Linked DNA regions of Homo sapiens: all the other regions are linked to region 1. Evidence: read pairs that join two places in POLR2A ChIA-PET (ENCODE). Cell type or tissue: OCI-LY7. All regions are shown on one strand.

Region 1 (4,000 bases):
CTAAAAATACAAAAATTAGCTGGGCGTGGTGGCGTACTCCTGCAGTCCCAGCTACTCGAGAGGCTGAGGCAGGAGAATCACTTGAACCCGGGACACAGAGGTTACAGTGAGCCGAGATCACGCCACTGCACGCCAGCCTGGCAACAGAGAAAGACTCTGTCTAAAAAAAAAAAAAAAAAAAAAAAAAAAAAGTGAATTTAGCATATCAATAATGTTTAGTTAGTTCAAGATAAGATTTTAATCCCTATGTTATTAATCCCAAAATATAATCTCTAGTCTATTCCTGCAAAGCATTGTTTGGCTTTACATTATTGGAAGAAGACTGAGCTGGCCACATCTAGAGTTTTGTATGTATTCAAGAAACGTTGCATAATCTCCATTTGGCAATTGGAGGACCTGAATGAAGCCAGTCTTCGATTCTCTGCCAGCCTTCCTCCTAATCACCCTGCCCCTACCTCTCCCTATACCATTCCCACAATTCCTGACTTTATTACCACGGAAGAAATTTTTCTTCAGTACTGGTAAGTCTTTGGAGGGAAAAGGCCTTGAAAAAAGAGAAATCTGTTTTACAATCAATTTTTGCTGGGAGTGATCTAATACACTCCACTGGAGACAGCAGTGTGTCTATCTTCTTCACAACTGCATGGTTTCTGACCCAGAGGACAGGCTTCAAAAACATTCAATGAATAGAAGATGAATGACTGGATGAACAAAGTGAGTGAATGAGTAAGTGAGTGAGTGAATGAAATTTCCTACATAAACTTTTATGTAATTTAATTTGAACAGTTGGTTTGTACAGGAATATGACTAGATGAGTTTCCCAAACACTCCCTGAGGTTATAGACTGGCTCATCTTTGGACTTCCTGGAAATTATCACCCAAACCAAGGGACATTTAAAGTTACAATTCCTAATTACTGGTATATTTTGAGTAATTCCTCATCAAATGCTGTATACTTTAGAACTGATACATAGAATTACAGAGATTAGATTGAAGACGAGAACTCCAATTAATTGTAAATATGCTCTTTCCAAAACACACCCTTTATGTACTGAAAACAAGAAGAGCAACACATTTGTCAAAGAGGGGAAAATGTATAAGCACAGACATGTTCACTTATGGACAAACACATAGCTCTAATTTGTCTAAATTTATAGCACTACTTGACACTGATCAGCAATACAAACACCTGAAAATTTTTCATAAATTAAATTTTCATAAACCATATACCATTGGAAGCCAAAAAATATTCACAATTTCCTTTTCTGTGATAAAGAAAAGTCATATTAGGTATAAAAAAGATTTAAAGTTAATGACAAAAGGTTTGTTTGTTTGTTTGTTTTTGAGACAGAGTGTCGCTCTGTCACCCAGGCTGGAGTGCAGTGGTGCAATCTCGGCTCACTGCAACCTCCGCTCACTGCAACCTCCGCCTCCCAGGTTCAAGTGATTCTCCTTCCTCAGCCTCCTCAGTAGCTTAGAAGATATTTTTTAACTGTCAAGAAACAAAGCTATCCAAAATGTATTTTCCTGGAAACACATTCTTCTTGAGAAAATATTTTCTTAATTAATGATGGCTAAGGAAGTAGTCTCATCTAAGAAGCCATTATGCTGCAAACTGCAAAAACATAGCTGGTAAAATTACTATCAAGATTTGGCTACAGATGTGCTGAAAGTTAATTTCCTCTTTCTTAACTCTTTCTGAAAGCCATAGTTTAAACTTACTGTATATATAGGAATATATATATAAATGTACTATTTAAAGACAGTAGAACATCAACTTTCAAATTACTACTTACAGAACTAACTTTTCTCAGTTCCCATTTTTTTAAGAACTAGTGGTTTGTATCGATTCTATTATTAAAAGCCAAAATCTCTTCATGGTTTGAATTCAAAAGTACTCATCAAAAATCTACAACTTAACCAGTTTTATAATTATATGATTATATTATTAAAATAATAACTTCTGACATGTTACCTTAAATGTTTGCTTTCTAAATCAAACTTCTGAGTTTAAAGCTCTCTATAAATGTAAATCATTGACTCAAGGAAAAATATCTGTATTTTAAAGAATTCCACAGGAGTAGCCTTGGATTGCAAACACAGTGTATCAAGGGAAGGTTGTCATGTGTACAAATAAATACTCAAGGCCATTTGTTTTACATATCTATCATACTTACTGGTGAACACCAAGGACTTCCCAATCATTTCCAACATCCTGGGGTCCCATTAAGCTTTGCATTGTACCTGGACAGACTTCTATTAATTTGCACAGAAGTGACCAACCCACCTGAAAACAAGAAAGACATATATTCACATGTTTTAAAGAATGTTAATAGAGCATACTCAGTCAAACATGAATCTCTTCAATCTTAGTGGAATAGATGCTTATCTCACTTGTAAACAATGGTTATACAACAAAATGATACCCTAAAATGCTTACCCAGAAACAAAAGCAAGCCGTATTCTTAGGATACACCTTTCTCCAAAAATCATACCAGAAAGACATACAAAAAATACAACATTTCAGCCGGCAGTTTGAGACCAATGTGGCCAAGATGGTGAAACCCAGTCTCTACTAAAAATACAAAAATTAGCCAGGCATGGTGATGGGCGCCTGTAATCTCAGCTACTCGGGAGGCTGAGGAAGGAGAATCGCTTGAACCCAGGAGGCAGAGGGTGCAGTGAGCCAAGATTGTGCCACTGCACTCTAGCCTGGATGACAGAGCAAGAATCCATTTCAAATATATATATATTATATATATATATAATTTAATTTATACATAATATATAATATATATAATTTATATATATAAATACATATAATTTCTAAATTATGAAGAACATAGACATGCCAATTGTCTAAATAAGGCAAAATAAAATAAACTATAAAAAATAGTTTTAGAGGTTGTACCAAGATTATTAAGTGCAAGAATGGCTATACCAGATCCTTAGTACTTTTTTTTTCTTGTTTTTTTTTTTTTTTTGGTTTTGTTTTTGTTTTTGAGATAGGGTCTCACTCTGTCACCCAGGCTGGAGTGCAATGGTGCAATCATAGATCACTGCAGCCTAGAACTCCTGTCCTTAGGTGATCCACCCACTTCAGCCTCCCAAGTAGCTGGGACTACAGGTATGTGCCACCACACCCAGCTAATTTTTTTTTTTTTTTTTTTGTGAAGACAGGGGTCTCGCTCTGTTGCCCAGGCTGGTCTCAAGCTCCTGGGCTCAAGCAATCCTCCTGACTTGGCCTCTCAAAGTGCTGGGATTACAGGCGTGAGCCTCTGCACCTGGCCCTTAGTAGGTTTTAAGTCATATCTACCTGACAGAATTTCCTCCACATATTTAAAATTTTAATTATAGGAAAAAATGAAGTGGCTTATAATGAAGGATTAGGTGAAGTTGGAGATTTTAGTAGCAAAATGTAAGTTATCAGAATGGCTGCTCCCCAAGTAATGAAGCTAGAATAATAGAGGCAAGAAACGTGGCATTTTTAGCAATTGAATCTACATCTGATAGGAGAAAAAGAGAAAGAGCTCTATAAAATAGACAGGAGGTAGAACTCCTCAATGGCTCCCTCCAGATTTCTCTAGAATGAATTGATAAGGTCTAGAGATCACAGACACCCCTAGTAGGCTCTTTCACATTTCGAAATAAAATATGAAATTATAGATGCATTTTAAGTATATCTTCACTCAGTCTGTTTACAAGATGCCAACTTGACTAAGTTGCTCTTTACCTCTGAAAAAAAAATTGAAAGTCCTGATTTCAAACCGGAGATGAAAATTAACCTATTCTTCCTACTGTAGACTCCTCCCTCTCTAAATGTAAAGGATCTCCAATTCATTCTATTATACTATAGAACTATACTTGACATGGTCAAAAAAAAAAAAAAAAAGAGAAAGTGCATATATGTACCCTCTAGAGACTAATGGAAAAGTATCTAAGTGTGATGTGTAATAAATACCAATATAATAGAAATACTGAAAGTAAGACTCAGTGTGAG
Region 2 (4,000 bases), 59 kb after region 1:
ATATGAATTGATCACCCAGTTGCAGGAAGTTGTATCTGAGTCAGAGAACAGTGGTTCTCTCTTCTATGTGGGTAGGCCTGCCAGGTATAAATACCACTCAGCCACACCAAACACAATGGAGCCACTTGTGCCTGGATGCAAAAAGTAAACTAAGTGTGGCATATCCTCCAGCTTGAACCATAAAGCATAAAGAGCCTACCCAACAATCAATATGTATCAATGAATGTCAAGTTCTAAGTTACCAGAATTACCATCTCTTCTATGAGACAGTATTATAGGTTGAATTGCGCCCCACCAAAAAATGTTTAAGTACTAAACCCGAGAACCTACGGATGTGATCTTCTTTGGAAATAAGGTCGTTGCAGATGTAATCAATGTAAGATGAGATTGACCTAGCACAGTGGCTCACACCTGCAATCCCTGCACTTTGGGAGGCTGAGGTGGGTGGTTCACAGTTCAAGAGATCGAGACCATCCTGGCCAACATGGTGAAACCCCATCACTACTAAAAATACAAAAAATCAGCTGGGCGTGGTGGCATGCACCTGTAGTCCCAGCTACTCAGGAAGCTGAGGCAGGAGGATCACTTGAACCCAGGAGGCAGAGGTTTCAATGAGCTGAGATCGTGCCACTGCACTCCAGCCTGGCAACAGAGCAAGACTCCATCTCAAAAAACAAACAAACAAACAAACAAAAAACAATGTAAGATAAGATCGTACTGGATTAGTGTGTACCCTGGTGCAATGACTTGTGTCCTTATAAGAAGAGATACATTAGGACACAGAAACACACAGGTGGGCAAAAGACCATGTGAAGACAGAGGCAGAGATTGGTATGATGCAGCTGCAAAGCCAGGAATGAATGCCAACTGCCAGCACCCACCAGAAGCTAGGAAGAGGCAATGAAGGATACTTTCCTAGAGCCTTCAGAAGAAGGCATGGCCCAACCAACACCTTGATTACAGAATACTAGCCTCAAGAACTATGAAATAATAATTATGAAATAATAAGGCACCCAGTTTGTGGTACTTTGTTATGGCAGCCCTAAGAATCTAATGCAGGATTGAAAAAGGAATGGATTGGAGAGAAAATATGGAAGTGTTCCTTCCCTTCCAACTCTCCCTCAAGTGGGGAAAGATATTTTTGTAGAAGTTTTATTAAACCTATTAGTAGAAGCAAAAATTCAGGAGAAAAACAGGGAAGTTCTCACTCTCCAATATTTTATTTCTTCATATCCCATTGGGTGAAATAGCCAAGCCTATGTTTGGGCATGCATTTCTCTTGGGGAGACCAGCTGAGCATCTGGGCCAGCCTTCCCCACCTTCATGAGCCTGCTTATGTCTGTTCCCCTGTGTCTTCCTTACTCAGTGAACTGGGGAGTTTAGCACTGGACCCAGTGATCTTTGAAATAGGTCAGAAAGAGACAGAAATTATCTAATTCTATAGACATGGTACAACCTACGCCAAAAAATCGTTTTCTATTTCCTATTTCAAAATGTACTCAGCCATTAGTCTTAAAACACTCACCAGAGATTGGTTATGAAATAACATCCTCAGCCCAGTTTTTAAATGAACCTTTCACTTCCATTATTAAATCCCAGAAAGAAATTAAAGTCCAAAAGTAAAGTTTCTGTCCATATTTTAAATTTAAGTTTAAAGAAATTGAAGCTCAGTATTGTTTCCTTTCTAATTCTGTTTTCACCTCAGTCTCAGCATCAGGGTCTACCTGGTGCCTATGGCCAGGACTACCTTCTCCTGGAATGGCTTAGTTCCTTCAATCTTTTAAGAGTTGATTTAATCCAACATAGTCTCATGTGTCGCACTGGTGAGAGGACAACTCAGGAGGTTTTGGGTTTTGGGTTTTCCCTGGGTTCTTCCAGGGAAGTCATTCTAGTTTGTTTCTTGTGATCTTGTCTCTTTTATTATTAGCAGTAGTAGTATTGTTAAAATTAATAATAATATTACCATTATTGTAATTCATATAATAGCATATTTATGCTTTAGGCACTAGTCTAAGACTTTTAGACATTTTATCTCATTTAATCTTTCCAACAATCTTGGGAGATCCAATTCTTAATATTCCTGTTTTATAGATGAGGAAACAATGGCACAGAGACTTAACCAATAACAGCAATAGCTGAGGTCCGAATCCTGGCAGTGTGGCTCCAGAGGTCACAGTCTTAACGATTATACAACATTGCTTTTACAAACCATGTTTGATTTGGGGGGGATCCAGTCATAAATTTTGATCAAGAGACAAATAAATTTGACCTCTTTTTCTGAGCAACATGTTTCAAAACAGTTGGATGGGCATATCTCATTAACTTATTTTTTTTCTTTTCCAGCTTGACATCTAAGTTCTCAACATTTTTCTTAATTGCCTGTGCTTCTTTTAGTTCCATCAACAAGACTTCTTTCATTTGTGCTTTGGAGTGTTGCCACTCTTTCTAGAACAACTAGTTTTCTTTCATATCTGACTTGCCTTTAACATTTTCCATGAGATGTACAAATACATATATATCTATGTAAAATCATTATTTAAAGTATCTAAAGAAAGTATCTAAAGAAATAATGATCAAGTACAAAGTTCACTAATTTTTTTTTTTTTTTTTTTTTTTTTTTTTTTTGAGATGGAGTCTCACTCTGTTGCCCAGGCTGGAGTGCAGTGGCGCAGTCTTGGCTCACTGCAACCTCCACCTCCCGGGTTCAAGTGATTCTCCTGCCTCAGCCTTCAAAGTAGCTGGGATTACTGGCACCCAGCATCAACTCCAGCTAATTTTTGTATTTTTGTAGAGACAGGGTTTCACCATTTTGGCCAGGCTGGTCTTGAATCCTGACCTCAGGTGATCCACCTTTCTCACCCTCCCAAAGTGCTGAGATTACAGGCGTGAGCCACCGTGCCCAGCCGAAAGTTCACCATTGTTAAGCGACATTGTTTTGTGTTTTTTTAGATGCAGGTACTTCAACCAATTCTTTTTATTTCATATTCTTCATATGATGGAGTTGTTTTTTTTTTTTTTTTTTTTTTTTTTTGAGACGGAGTCTCGCTCTGTCACCCAGGCTGGAGTGCAGTGGCGCCATCTCGGCTCACTGCAAGCTCCGCCACTCAGGTTCATGCCATTCTCCTGCCTCAGCCTCCCGAATAGCTGGGACTACAGGCACCCGCCACCACGCCCGGCTAATTTTTTATATTTTTAGTAGAGATGGGGTTTCACCGTGTTGGCCAGGATGGTCTCTATCTCCTGACCTCGTGATCCGCCCGCCTCAGCCTCCCAAAGTGCTGGGATTACAGACATGAGCTACCGCGCCCAGACGATGGATTTTTTAATAAAGTATCAAAAGCTTTTTCAGAGAACTTTATTTCTTTGAGGGAATCCCAAGTATGAAAGGTAGTCAATTGAAAATATAACAAAAAACAACCTACATAGATATATGCCATTTCTGAGATCAAAGAACTTCTTTAATCCATTCCCTTTTACAAATGTTTTTTAAAAGAAAAATCTATGTGCTTTATTATGACACCAACCATGGTCATTGCCCAAGTCCTTTAAAAAAAAACCACAAGTCCTGGCAGTTGTCCATATTCTGTCTGATATTTCCCTATGCACCCAGTTCCGATAGGCAGTTTTCTCAGTTGAAAGAGGATGAGTTAGGAAAAGTCTGATTTTGGAGTCAAGCTTCCACTTATACCTCCACAGTTATTTTCAAAAAAACTTACACAATTCTAAATCATGCAAACCATTGTATTTCATAGTATGTATATTGTACAAATAGCAAATAAGTCTATCCATTGTATAAGAAGTTAAAATTTTTTATGGCAGTTCTCTTCTGAAATTCCTTTTAGTTAGCAGTTTAACCATCTTTTAAAAGGAGAAAATAATATAAACTCACAAAAAAGTTGTGGGGAGGTTTTCAGATTATACAATCTATTTTTATCTAAGACCTACAGCAAAGTTGTACTTTCCCTTTTAAATGAAAACTATATTTCTCTTTCACTAACCT
Region 3 (4,000 bases), 180 kb after region 1:
TCCTTTACACTGTGGTTGATCCTTGCCCATTTCTCTAAAAGTAGTCCGCCACCCCTTCCTCAGCAGGATGCTTTTCGTCCTGCCTGAAGGCCCTTACCTAAGCTGATCTGATTGTCTGCAGTACCTCCCAACTCTCCCCTATCTCCAACCTACTCTCACTTACTTATTCACTACATCTCAGCTTAAATATGACTTCTATCCAAGGCCCCTCTGACTCTTCAGGCTGGGCCGGTCCCTTTGCTATAGTCTGATGTTCCTCACACTTCCCCTTTGGCAATACCCATCCCACTCGACTAGCAGACCCTAAGCTCCACGAGAACAGAGCTCATGTCTCTCTCCTACAGCACTATCTCCAAAGTGCTAAACACAGTGCCCAGCTCAGATCCAGTGTCTGATGAATACTCACTGATTAATGGATGCTGCTTCCATGACTTAGGCGCCCTCTGTCTCTCCCATCTTATCTGCACACATATTCCGCCTCACATTTTCTATTTATCTCTCAGAAAACCCCGTGTCATTTCATATAAAGATTTAAGCTCATGTTCTGTGCAGAATTGTCTGCCCAACCTTTCCAACTACCACCTGGTCATTGTCAGCTTGCCACAGTAGAATCCAGTGTATAGCTTTATTATGACCCTTACCATGTTATTTTGAAGTTATTTACTTGATTGTATGCTTTTGTGAGTAGGTCTTGTGTGTACTTTCCTTCATAGCAGGGACCCTATTTTATTTGTTTGTACTCATCCTTATAATCCTGTCACCTACTATAGAAAGAATTGGGATGCCTCATAACTAGAGATGATAATAAGAATAAAAATAATTGCTGATCTTATTGACTACCTTCTGTAAGCCAGGCACAATTTTAAGTGCTTTACTTAACTCATTGAATCCTCTCAACTCCTATGAAGTAGTTACTTTTATTCTTCCTATTTTATAGATGAGGAACTTTAGACCCAGAAAAGTCAAGTAAGTTGTCCAAACTTAACCAGCTGATAAGTGGCAAGGCTGGAATTGAAACCCACTGGTTCCAGAGCCTTCCCTTACTTATGATGATCCGTCAATATAGTTTGTGCCATCAAAATTGGGTTTTAGAATCTTGCTGTCTGCTTTAAATTCTGATTCTTCTACCTACTCATCATGTGACCTGAGGTATGAAAAATGGAGATAATTACATGCCCTTTAAAGGGATATCCTGAGGATTAAATAAGATTATTAGTCCCTATAAAATATCTGCTGAATGTAGGTAGTTGTTGCAGTGTTAAGTCAGCCAGAGCACTCATTGGACAGAAGGTCTTTCATGGTTCTTTCCAACTCCAAATCCAATGAGTCTGTCTTCAATCTTTACCCTTTGTCAGTACGTATTACTTTCAAAGCTCTGGTGTTTGTTTTAAATAATCGAACTTTATCAGGGTCTGAGGACATACCTGCATTTCTGTCAAGTAAAATCTATGTGTTTTTTATGAGCATGTGTTGCCTAAAACCACAGTCCTGATTTCCCATGCTCAAATCTGGGGCTACATGGCTAAATAAAGATCTCTGTCTAAAGAGAACAACCAAATTCCTGTTTATAGTCAGACCATAGCAGAAAAAGAAATCCAAGTTGTAAATTATTGTTTGAATTATGAAAGTTTGAGATGTTCTAATAGTAAAAGAACTAAAGAGAATATACAAATCCCGTGTCAACATTTGCAGCAGATGTTTGTTTCCTCTTTCCAAGTTAGATGAGGGCATTTCAGGGTGGTCTGTGTTATTAAATTGATTAGCAGTCAAATGGAAACTTCAGCTGCTTAGGTGATGATTTAATTGTGAAGACTGTTAATACTGTGTCTATTAGCACATGCTTATTATTCTATGAAACTCAAAGTCGTAAGATTATTGACAGGCACTACAGTAGCAAACAACATTGGTGGAAATTAGTATCTAGTTCTGAGACTTAATGGTTTGACTTGTGTGCAAATTTAATAACTACTTATCAGTAGTTATGCAATAATACAGTGAATTTTCCCAAATAAATATGTATTACTTAAATAAATCTTGCCTATCTGTTCATCTATGTATTTATTTGCCTTGTTCAAAGATGTAACAAAGCAAATAAAAATAGAGGAAAAATACACTTATAATAGGATAAATTACAACTGTTATGGCATTAGGAGAGAGTTTGGGTCACAAAATAATACCTTGAAGTCCAAAACATTGGATGGAGGTGGGCCTTTCTGACTGTGTACATAAAAAGGGAAATGAAAAAAAGCTGCAATTTATAATAGCCATCAACTAACAAAAATCACCTGTAGAAAACCACAACTATTGCAGTTACTGAGACCATAGAGAAATGTCACTTGCTGTATGGAATGTAATAAATAGCACCTTCAACAGCACTTGTACAGAAAACACAGCAACAGGTTTCTTAGTACTGATTCCTTCAACACAAGCTGTTTTTTTGCCATCATAAATTCGTTAAAAAGCAATTAGTTAAAAGCAATTCTATATAGATCTGTTTTATTCATTTTATTGATGTTCTGGCTTAATCTAAGGATTGATTTATAGTATCTAGAGATATAAACATTAAATTTTTTAGGCAATCTTTTTTTTTTTATGGAGGCTTTGGTAAGTATTGATTAGATACAGCAAATCAGTATCTGTCCAACCTTTGGGTAAGGCTGAATACTATAACAGGCTAAATAATACTAAATACTAAAATAGGCTAAATAATCAGACATACATGGAAATTGCAGGGGCCACAAGAGGGTGAGACTTTAAGAAATCATTTGGATTGGCTTAAAGTTCTGTACTATACAACTTTAGGTTTTTAAATACACAGTAAGTGTCAAGATCACTCTGGAGAATTTTAAAAGGACAATCTCATCCCCCACCTCTGTAGTTTTCTATTTAGTAGGTCTGAGGTGGGTGAGGTAAGAGCAATTTTATTTAAAGAAAAAAGTCACATGAGTAATTCTGGTTATCAGTGAAGTTAGAACTACTGCCATAGAGAATACTGCATTAATTTCAGATAGAAAAAAATTTAAAGCTAATATAATCAAATACACCTTAGCTGTAAAACTCTTTTATTCTGAAATGTATACCTAGCCAATTGAATAAGGTGATTTATTATATGAATTTCTTATTAGTAAACCAATTAAAAGTTTAGTAAATCTACTGGCATCTAACTATGTCTTTGAATAGTTAATATGTATCCTAAGATAATTTTTTATTCTCACTATTGTCTGATTACATTTCCATATAGACTAAAAATATTTCAGTAATCATTCTATCTAGAGAACTTTTTTTGCTATTTTTAGTCCTCAAGAAGTTATAAAGCATACTTATATGCACTCTGAAATTATCTTAGGTCTTTAGGGGTGCTTTCATTTGTAGGCTTTCAAGTGATAATAAGAAAAATGATATCTCACATACATTTTTACTTGTCTGCAGTAGCCCCAAATTAGTTATGAACAAAATCTTAAATATGTGGTAAACCTTTGCTTAAAGTAGAAAACCAAGCCCATATATGTAAGTGTATGCCTAAATCTAGCATTAGTATTTATTGCAACAGAAATCTTGAGTAAATGTCTCACATTTACTTTTCATTGTTTTTATAGGCATTGCTTCTATGACAGTGCCAGTGTACATTGCGGAGGTCTCACCACCCAATTTAAGAGGCCGATTAGTCACCATTAATACCCTCTTCATCACAGGAGGGCAGTTCTTTGCAAGTGTTGTTGATGGAGCCTTCAGTTATCTCCAGAAGGATGGATGGAGGTTTGTAAATACTTTTTACATTTAATTTTTCAAATCTTGATTTTGGGGAAGGGGAGAAAAATTGAGAAATCATAGTCAAAATATAGCTGTGTGTTTTGAATCATTATTGCTAATTTATAAGTAGGTGACATTCAGCAAAACTGAGAGTGGACAGGAAGCTGATATTTATTTTGATGATAGACAAGGAACCTACCATTAAGAATTGATATTTACAGGGCTTTTTTAGCATTTAGGTGACATTTCT
Region 4 (4,000 bases), 120 kb after region 1:
GATGTAGTTTGGATATATGTTCCCATCCTAATCTCATATTGAATTATACTCTCCAGTATTGGAGGTGGGGCCTGTGGAAGGTGACTGGATCATGAGAGTGAATTTCTCATGAATGGTTTAGCACCATCCCTTTGATGTTGTCCTTGCAATACTGAGTGACTTCTCATGAGATCTGGCTGTTTAAAAGTGTGTGACAATTCACTTTTTCTTGCTGCTGCTTTCACCATGTGATGTGCCTGCTCCCCCTTTGCCTTCTGCCATGACTGTAAGCTTCCTGAGGCCTCACTAAGAGCAGATGCTGCTATGTTTTCTGTATAGCCTGCAGAACAATAAGCCAATTAAACCTCTTTCCTTTAAAAATTACCTGGCAATGCAAGAATGGCCTGATACGAGGTCTCACTCTGTTGCCAGGCTGAAGTGCTGTGGCATGGTCATAGCTCACTGTGACCTTAAACTACTGGGCTCAAGGGAAACCACTGCCTCAGCCTCCTGTGTAGCTTGGACTACAGGTGTGTGCCACCACGCCCAGAAGATTAAAAAAAATTTTTTTTGTAGCCACAAGGTCTTGCTATGTTGCCCAGGCTGGCCTCAAACTCCTGGCCTCAAGCAATTCTTATGCCTGGGACTCCCAAGGTGGGTTTATAGGCATGAGCCACCATGCCTGGGTTACCTTTTCTTTTCTTTTTTTTTTTTAAATAGTGTTAGCATGGTGTATCTTTGTATATACTTTTATATTCAATCTCTGATAAATAAATATATATAATATTTAATATATTAATTATATTTAAGGTTTGTTTCTTATAGGCAGGATATAGTTGAGTTTTGCAACTTAACTATTCAATTTTATCATCTTTGTCTTTTAATTGGTGTGCTTAGACTACTTATCTTCAATGTGATTATTGATATGGTTGGGCTGTTCTTCACTCCCCTTTTCCTCTTTATTTTCTTTTTCTGCCTTTAAAAGTTTGCTTTTTCTTTCATTTACTTCTTGTTGGCTTCTTTTACATTATTTTGATGCTTTTTTAAGGTATTAAAATATACATCTTTCATTTACTGATATCATACCACACTTCACATGTAGTATGAGAAAACTGCAAGTGTATATTTTCATTTCTGCCCTCCTGGCACTTGTACTATGGCTGTCATACACTTCGTAATGAATATACACACACACAATACATTATATTTATAGAATATAAATTATATAAAATGTATACTATATAATTTACATATGAAATCTTAGAACTTTTGCAAGGGCCAGAGATTCGGACTTGGAGGCTGTTTTCAAGTACATCTTAACTCTCCCATTGCTGCTGCAGTAGAGACCCTTCTGCTGCTGCTACCACTGGGAAAACATACCACAGCTAAAATGTGGACATGGGTACATCCCCACTACAACTGCTGCTGCTACCTCTTCAGGCTGTATGTCCCTCTGTCAGTCCCTACCACCCTCCCTATGATGTACCTTATGGATAGCCTTCCTCTTCATGTTACTCTCTTCCAATTAAAGCCTTGTGCAGATTTGTTGCTTGGCTGAGCCTGGGTCACATGCCTGCCCCTAACTCCAGAGAATGCTGGGAAAGTGAGCTTCTGGCTTCCTATTTTGGCAAGGCAATGTTCGTAATTCAGGCACTTCCCTAAACAGAGAAAAAGGGTCCAAATGTAGGAAGTGATCAAAAAGTATAATAAAAGTCTACTATCTATTGGGAGATAAAAAATATGTATAGATTTTATCCAAGCAGAAAACATAGTTTTAAAAATAAAGACACAAAGCAATTTTGCTACACACCTAAACTATAACAGAAACCTAAAGCTTTATTTTTTAATATCAGCAAAGGCTTTAAAATTATGGGAGTATATTAGTTGACTGCTTTCCCCTCCTCATTCACACTGTGAGTCTCTCATCCATCAGGATGATAATTGAAAGCTCAGTCTATACTTAGCCTGTAGGTCTGTGAGAAATAGCTGTGATTACTATGGGGCTCCTGCATGGAAATTTCATGGCAATTTTACAAAGCAAAGATCATACAGAAGAAATTGACTTTGCTTTTCTTGTCAGTGCACTATTACATTCTTATTTTCTTTCCAAATCACTCCCTGATGAATATCTGCCATCATTAGCCAGTGGCAATAACATATTTACTGAATTTTTCTATACTCTTCCAAACATCTCTTATAACAAATAAATAACTCAGAGAAAATAATGCAATTATCTTAACTCTTCAGCTCAGAAACACATTTCTTTTTTGTATTGCATTCTGAGGAATGTTTTTTTCCCACTAGGAAGCTTTATTTTTCTTTTTAGTATTAGGGAGAGCTACTAAAATGGTTCATCTCTTTCTAGTTCTCTACAGAGTTCAGAGTAATTTTCCGAGATGAGAGATCATTGACTGATAAGTATATAGACTTAGCTTTCAGCTTCAAAATTTTCAAGACTTTTTTCAAAGATTTTCAAAGCATTGATTCTTAGTCTATGTTTTGAGATTTATGGATTTATATAATATTTCTATTCTTTGAATATTTTTCTTAAGAAGAATGTGCAAAACCACAGAGTGATAGGCAGAGTGATCACATGTCTGGTTAGTAGCTAAGAAAGATGTTCATTAATATGGAGACAATACACACAGAAGTTGTGCATTGCTACTTGTAATCTAGAACTCCCCAAATTGATGATAAAACAGACAGTGATCACTAGTAGGCCAGATAAAGGTAGAAACTAAGTAGATTTTAAAACTGAAGTAAAGTAAATTATTAACTCTTTAATTTGATCAGCTGACATTTCATAAATAATTTTGGTACCAATTAGGAATAACTATTTTTGTTACAGTTTTGTTTTTCATATTATTGTCTTGAAATGGAGAAAAAAAGTCATTGTATTTAAATAATTTTTAAATTTCAGTCCATCCATCTTTTGTCTCCCGTGAACTTGACTAGAAATTTGTCTTTATCAGTTCTTTGGTATATAATAATTTATATGATCATCTAGTTTTACACATGGGCATGTGGTGTTTTCCTACTTGAGAATGAGAACAATTAAGGACTGTGCCAAATAAACTACTTTTCATAGAGTAAATGCTCAAAAAACAGTATATTTCTATTAAAATCTATAATGTATGCAATGTGTTTCTTAAGATAAAGCATTTTATGTCTCATTGGTTGCTCAGTTAAAATCTGACCACTGGTTGGACTAGAGTTGGGGTTTAGATGTGATGCTCTACAGGCACTTCATGTTACCTCAAGTTGTTATTATTTCATTGTATTATCCTTAAATGTGGAAAGTCATGACTTACATACCCATGTCAATCAGAGTCCATACAGACTGATACCATTCATTGATTCATTAATATGTTCTTGGAATAAATATTTGAGCCCCTACATGCGGCAGCACTGTACTAGCTGGCCTCAAGGGCTTTAGTGTTAAACAAAGCAAACACAGGCCTTGCTCTCATTTACTAAGGACACTCTTTAATTGCAGGCCAAGTTGTAGATTAAACCTCTCTAATTGCACCTATGAAGATAAGTTTTCTAAAAGAATTCCCAGTTTAAGAAAATCACAGGAAGAGAGTAGTGAATGCTCCAAAGGATCTCTGTCTCACATTTATTGACTCTTAGCATGAAAATCAAATGTGAAAGCAACTTCAGCATTACCCAAAGGTGGTTCAGTGTATTCTAGGTATAAAAATGTTCCATGGTATACATTTGTATTAGTCCGTTTTCACATTGCTATAAAGATACTACCAGAGGCTGTGTAATTTATAAACAAAGGAGGTTTAATTGACTCACCATTCTGCATGGCTTGGGAGGCCTCAGGAAACTTACCATCATGGCAGAAAGGGAAGCAAGCACCTCTTCACAAGGTGGCAGGAAAAAGAAGCATGAAGGAGGAATTTCTAAACACTTATAAAGCCATCAGATCTCATCAGAACTCACTTTCATGAGAACAGTATGGGAGGAACTGCCCCTATGATCCAATCACCTCCCTCCTTTGACACGTGGGGAT

What was found. ChIA-PET counts read pairs that join two places held together with the same protein. Peaks named below come from ENCODE experiments on the same cell type or tissue, not always from the same donor. Only the 100,000 strongest peaks of a DNase experiment are listed, where the experiment ranks them.
Region 2: POLR2A ChIA-PET joins it to region 1 with 8 read pairs; 3 of 35 experiments call an interaction of 5 or more read pairs at or near these places.
Region 3: POLR2A ChIA-PET joins it to region 1 with 7 read pairs; 2 of 35 experiments call an interaction of 5 or more read pairs at or near these places.
Region 4: POLR2A ChIA-PET joins it to region 1 with 9 read pairs; 4 of 35 experiments call an interaction of 5 or more read pairs at or near these places.

Annotation. Positions count from the first base shown.
Region 1 is chr12:40,230,561-40,234,560 of GRCh38, reverse strand. LRRK2 (leucine rich repeat kinase 2) reads right to left here. Exons shown (of 51, transcript NM_198578.4): 3 at 2,178-2,287. Among named protein-coding and RNA genes, the nearest start is that of LRRK2, 7.6 kb to the right of the region's middle. In OCI-LY7, no CTCF peak of the experiment used is centred here; a DNase peak (open chromatin) is centred at 1,690; H3K4me3 peaks cover 2,006 bases; H3K27ac peaks cover 3,151 bases.
Region 2 is chr12:40,171,268-40,175,267 of GRCh38, reverse strand. The region is part of intron 1 of LRRK2-DT (LRRK2 divergent transcript); the gene reads left to right. Among named protein-coding and RNA genes, the nearest start is that of LINC02471, 17 kb to the right of the region's middle. In OCI-LY7, no CTCF peak of the experiment used is centred here; no DNase peak of the experiment used is centred here.
Region 3 is chr12:40,047,807-40,051,806 of GRCh38, reverse strand. It overlaps SLC2A13 (solute carrier family 2 member 13), which reads left to right. Exons shown (of 10, transcript NM_052885.4): 2 at 3,597-3,756. Among named protein-coding and RNA genes, the nearest start is that of SLC2A13, 56 kb to the left of the region's middle. In OCI-LY7, no CTCF peak of the experiment used is centred here; a DNase peak (open chromatin) is centred at 2,306; H3K4me3 peaks cover 708 bases; H3K27ac peaks cover 1,089 bases.
Region 4 is chr12:40,112,981-40,116,980 of GRCh38, reverse strand. No RefSeq gene overlaps it. Among named protein-coding and RNA genes, the nearest start is that of SLC2A13, 8.9 kb to the right of the region's middle. In OCI-LY7, no CTCF peak of the experiment used is centred here; no DNase peak of the experiment used is centred here.